Regions from separate parts of the Homo sapiens genome. Here region 1 is linked to region 2. Evidence: chromatin loops called from intact Hi-C (ENCODE). Cell type or tissue: psoas muscle. All regions are shown on one strand. Links, peaks and the distances in the headings refer to the core of each region. The heading gives the core; the rest is flanking DNA. Region 1 overlaps DST (dystonin). Region 2 overlaps DST (dystonin).

What was found. Hi-C counts contacts between places; a loop is a spot of excess contacts. Peaks named below come from ENCODE experiments on the same cell type or tissue, not always from the same donor. Only the 100,000 strongest peaks of a DNase experiment are listed, where the experiment ranks them.
Region 1: it touches region 2 in a loop (2.9-fold over the local background); 53 of 110 quality-filtered maps call a loop at or near these places.

Annotation. Positions count from the first base shown.
Region 1 is chr6:56,830,862-56,833,788 of GRCh38, forward strand. All of the region lies in intron 4 of DST (dystonin), which reads right to left. Among named protein-coding and RNA genes, the nearest start is that of DST-AS1, 12 kb to the right of the region's middle. In psoas muscle, for the core only: no CTCF peak of the experiment used is centred there; no DNase peak of the experiment used is centred there; H3K4me3 peaks cover 388 bases; H3K27ac peaks cover 1,442 bases.
Region 2 is chr6:56,771,672-56,774,598 of GRCh38, forward strand. All of the region lies in intron 4 of DST (dystonin), which reads right to left. Among named protein-coding and RNA genes, the nearest start is that of DST-AS1, 71 kb to the right of the region's middle. In psoas muscle, for the core only: no CTCF peak of the experiment used is centred there; a DNase peak (open chromatin) is centred at 1,340; H3K4me3 peaks cover 779 bases; H3K27ac peaks cover 2,500 bases.

The DNA of each region.
Region 1 (2,927 bases), core at 204-2,703, 59 kb after region 2:
GTCCACATTATTAATGATAACTTTGACTGCATATAAGGATGAGCCACAATTACCTACAGTATGGTGTTCTCTAGACTGGCTATCAGAAGACCAGAATTCTAGCCCCAGTCCACCACCTAGTCAATGCAATCATGGAAGCCTGATTTCCTTGCCTATAAAATAAGGGCACTGGCACTTATGTTACCCATCTCAGAGAATTGTTATAAGAATCAAATTGTATCATATATGTAAAAAAAAGTATAAAGTGCTAAAATTATTATGATCATCAATCTAATTGAGAGTTTCCTACACCATATTAAGAGTGTCACATCCAATCTTTACATTTGCTGAGCCATGGCTAAAACTTATTTCTCAGTACTAAACCCTCAGGTTTCATAACATATGTATGATAAAGCAGAGTTCTTAAAAATGGAGGATAAAATCTTCAACTCAACACCGGTTATGTATAAGCAAAATCTATCTTGTTTATATTAAAGTAGTAATTCAATTTTGTGATAATACTTTTCCTAGAATGCAAAAGGTGAAATGCAAGGTCAGATTGTCCAAATGACATGGTAAAACCAAGAAAAATCTCTGTCTGCACCATCCACCCACACATAACACAAAGCCTCTCCCTTCCCCAGCTCCCACTGAAATTCTGCCTTCCTTCAAATGCCAGCCCTGCTTGTGAAACCCCTGGATGCTCGTATCACTCCTCTTGTGTAGCACTCACATATAATGAGTGTAGCTGGTCCACTTTCGTCACCAAACTCTGCTCTTTGAGAGGCTACAAACCTGTGTTCCTCTTCCTTCTGTAGGCCCTGATTCCTTAGCATATTTTAATGTATAGGATCAATAAGTATTTGGAATTAAACCACATGTTCCAAACTGGTGAAGATCTGCTTCTCCCGGTTCTAAATCCTTCATCTCTTCCCAGTTTTTCCAGGGAAAGACTGAGTACAAAATACGATGGGTATGAGGGAATAGAGAATATACTAGATGGTAATGTGTTCACTTGAAGCATATGATCAATTAATTTCTGACTAGAAATATGAGAAAGGTTGGGAACAATGCTGCTTGAATGCTTTCAAAAAATGCTAATTATAAAAGTATTTCATTCCATTTACAGTATTTTACTTCTACTGAAGCACAAATTTAAATTTCTATATAGTTTTCTAAATGGAAAGGGATATATAAGTACAGGTCTTTTTCCACAAGAAAACTAAAGCATCCTTGCATCTTGCTTTCTGTAATTTAGAATCCTTCAGTCCTGCTTTAGACCTTCCAAAAAGGTTCAAAGAAAAAGTATAAAGACTACACATTATCTATAGTAGTTAAATTGTTAGAGCTTCTGAGATTGTTTAAAGGACACTGACATATTTTGGCCAAATCCCATCCTGAATTTCCAGGTGTTGTGGGAGGGACCCAGTGGGAGGTAATCGAATCATGGGGGCAAGTCTTTTCCATGTTGTTCTTGTGAGTACTAGTAACTAGAACTTACTAGTTCTAGTAAGTCTCACGAGATTCTGATGGTTTTAAAAACAGGAGTTCCCCTGCACAAGTTCTTTCTCTTTGTCTGCTGCCATCCATGTAAGACGTGACTTGCCCCTCCTTGCCCTTCCTTGCCTTCCACCATGATTGTGAGGCTTCCCCAGCCATGTGGAACTGTAGGAACTGTAAGTCCAACCTCTTTATTTTGTAAATTGCCCAGTCTCTGGTATGTCTTTATCAGCAGTATGAAAACAGACTAATGCAGAGATAGTCAAATAACACTGCAAAAAAAAAAAAATGCCTCTATAGCACAAACTATTGCTTCAAGAGGTATAAAATTCATATTATATGCAAAATCAAACTCTTAATTTGAATCACTCCGCTTTTTATCTACTAAGTATTTTCAATATTCTTTTTTTGTTTTTGAGACAGAGTTTTGCTCTTATCGCCCAGGCTGGAGTGCAATGGCATGATCTCAGCTCACTGCAACCTCGGCCTCCCAGGTTCAAGTGATTCTCCTGCCGCAGCCTCCTGAGTAGCTGGGATTACAGGTGTCCACCACCACATCCAGCTAATTTTTGTATTTTTAGTAAAGATGGGGTTTCACATGTTGGCCAGGCTGGTCTCGAACTACTGACCTCAGGAGATCCACCTGCCTTGGCCTTCCAAAGTGCTGAGATTACAGGCATGAGCTACCATGCCCTGACTTATTTTCAACATTATCTAGTTTCTGTTACACAAATAAGGTTATCACAAGATCGCAAGACGAACAACCAAGTACTCCTTTAATCACTCTCTTTTTTCTAGCAAAGGCAGTCAATAGTGTTCCAGAATTCTAAACATTTAGGAACTACGACTCTTCTAAAATATGTTAACAGAAAAAAAGCAAATAATCTTGCTGTAACTCAACTCATGTTTTTAAAATCACATGTAATCATTTACGTGAAAGCACTGTCTTAACTCTAAGAGGCAACAGTGTGAAACTGTGTTTGTGGATACTGTATACATATAGCACTACATCCAGGCCATAATCAAATTACCATAACAAAACTTTCTCACTAACTACTTTCTTACTTACAAACTTTCCAACTCTACTTCTGATTACATTTTAAAAGAAGTAATTCAATATCCTAAGAGTTTTTAACTTTCACATGTTTTACAGGACATGGACTACTAATTTCAGTGTATGCTTAAAATAGAACAGTTCGACTAATTTTAGACTCAAGTGTTATAAAGCATCATAGCTGCCAACCAACTGGATACCTGAATTGCAGCTACAACAGCATATTAGATACACCAAAGCAAACTGTCAGATTGCTGAACTCAGAGTCACCACATACAACTCTATGAAGCAGATACAATAAATAACACACATAGCTAAAACAAAATAGTACTTAAGAATGCTATGACCATATAAAAGGAAATAATCAGGTCCTTATTTATTTAAATAATAGCTA
Region 2 (2,927 bases), core at 243-2,742:
ACATGTAAGAGCAAAATCAATCACAACTACAGGGAAAAAACTGCATCAAACACTAGAAATCATTAACAGTTTTTGGCTCATAGCTCTCTGCAAGAATCTGATGAACCCTGTGGACTTTTCTTCTAAATGCACATATACATGTATACAAAACTATACCTTACAAACTTAGAAAGTAACCGACCTTTTACCTCAGCCCAAAAACTTCTAACCAGGAGAAAAATCCCATTATAACATTGCATTGAAGAGTCACTAGACATGTACTTTGGCCTCTAAGACACAGGCAGAATGACTTATATATAAAGTATTAATACTCCAGTGAGAAAATAAAAGAATACCAGTATTAGTTATAAAAGGTTCTCCAAAAGGGAAACTGAAATAAAAGTAGGGAAGAGTAACACCCTAGCATGTGGGGTCCAGGTTATTTTAGACATGAGGATTGAGTAATGCCAAGAAAGCTGACATGTCAAAATCTCAACTTTTAAAATAGGTATATTTTTAGGCTTCTTTAGCAGGCTTCGGTTATGTAAATGCTTAATCATTTGGTAAAGCCGAATGTCAAATTTACATATAAAAACACATAAATTTGCAATATAACATCTAAATTATTTCATGTGATGGAAAATAAGAACTAAAAATACATGTTACTTATTAGCTGAATCATAGGTAGAAGTTTCTTAAAGTGATGTTTTTATGTGATGATACTGCCCATACTAGAAGAGCGTGGGGCAGGAGACTGCATGGCAGAGCAGAAACGGCACATACTGCAAGCTAACTCTCTTCGATCTGCTCCTAGAACTGCAACTGATTAGCCATGTGATTCCGATCAAGTCATTATCTTTCGGGATCCCAATTTTTAAAACCTATGAAGTTAAAGGAATGCCCCATATGACCTTTAAAACTGCTAATTATTTTATTCTAAAGTTATCTAAGAGTATATCAAAAGTAAACAAGAATCAGGGTCAATTAGTGGAGCAGAACAATTAAAATCACAAGTAGTTTTCATTAGAGGATGCCCCAAAACAACATTTCATACATGAGCGAAAATTCCTCAGGAATGTTGCTGCCACAAATATTTTGGTCCTTCAGAGTCATTGTGATAGCCAGCCTCCAGGAGGAATCCCAGTAATCCCCACCTCTGTTATGCACATCCTTACACAGTCTCCTCTCACAGTGCACTAGGGTTGTCATTGTGACCAACTGTATACAGCAAAAATGGTACGTTACTTCCAAGATTGCATTATAAAAGACAAAATCTTCAGCTTGGGTGCCTACTCTCCCTCACTCTTGGTTTCTTGTTCTAGGGAAAGCATGCTGTCATGTGGTGAGCATGCTGTGGCTTCTGGCCAACAGCAAGCAAGGAACTGAGGTGGACCAACAAGCATGTGAGTAAGCCTGGAAACAGATCCACTAACTCAGCTGAGCCTTGAGATGACTACAACACCTTGACTGCCACCTGATGGGAGACCCTGAGCCTAAAACACACAGCTGAGCAATTCCTAGATTCCTGTCCCTCAGAAACTGTGATACAGTAAATATTTCTTGTTTTAATCTAGTAGGTTTTGGGGTAATTTGTTATATAGCAATAGGTAACAGATACAGTCATCTTTTATTCTTTTTTTTAGCCTCTTGGACCTTATAAGTTATTGGTCCAGATTTATTTAGTTATTCTTTCACCCTGTCTCTTATATAACCACTGCTTATATATATACTTTTTTCATTTCCTTTGCAACCACCCAGATTTGGGTCCCCTGAATCTCACTATTAAAAATACCACAAAAGTCTATACACTATATCTCTAAGTCAAGAATCCCAAATTCAAATATATATGAGATATTCAGGCAATGTCAAGTGGACTAAGCATAAGGTAATGGGGAGGTTGGGGACAGTGGTGAACATCAGGATGAATGTGCCTTCTTAGGGTGCTGTCTTCTGCTCAACCCCAACCAACTGCTGCCATGTGAGTATGTGGGCCCAGTGTTGCCAGATCACCTGCTTTTATACGAAGACCCTAAACTCTCTATTTTTATGATATTTCTCAATTTTTGAATATTGGCTTAAAATTGTTACAGTATATAGAACAAAATATATCTACCATCTGGACTCAGCCTGTGAGCCACCAATTTCCAGCCTCTACTCTAGATCAGTCTTCCTAGAATTTCTCTCAGGCTGGGCGCGGTGGCTCACGCCTGTAATCCCAGCACTTTGGGAGGCCGAGGCGGGTGGATCATTTGAGGTCAGGAGTTCAAGACCAGTTTGGCCAACATGGTGAGAACCTGTCTCTACTAAAAATACAAAAAACAGGCACGGTGGTATGCCCCTATAATCCCAGCTACCTGGGAGGCTGAGGCAGGAGAATCGCTTGAACCCAGGAGGTGGAGGTTGCAGTGAGCTGAGATGGCACCACTGCACTCCAGCCTGGGCAACAGAGTGAGATTCTGTCTCAAAAAAAAAAAAAAAAAAAGAATTTATCTCAGATCTTGATTCCCCTGCTCAAAACATTTAAGAGTTATCCATGACTATCCATGGTTCTCTAACTGAGAAAGCTGACATTCACATACCTCTTCAATCTACCTGACCCAAACTTACCTCTCCAGCCTTATAGTCTCTATTGAAATGTTCTGTTACGGCAGACAGGCCTATCCAACACTCTCTAAAAAAGTCATTTCCCACCCACAATATTCCAGCCAACTTGCCCCATCCATGCCCTACCCATAGCTTAAAACCAAACCAAATATCACTTCCTCAGGTAAGACTTCCCTGACAGCCCATCATCCTCTAAAGTCCTGCAACAAACAACAGTCAAGATATTCATTTAGCCATTCAACACATATCAGTTCAATGGCTCTTTTACTGCCATCTTGAACTTTTCTTTGAACCTGGTATGTTTATCTTTTCAGACATTTATATTGTTCACTAACTATGATGAA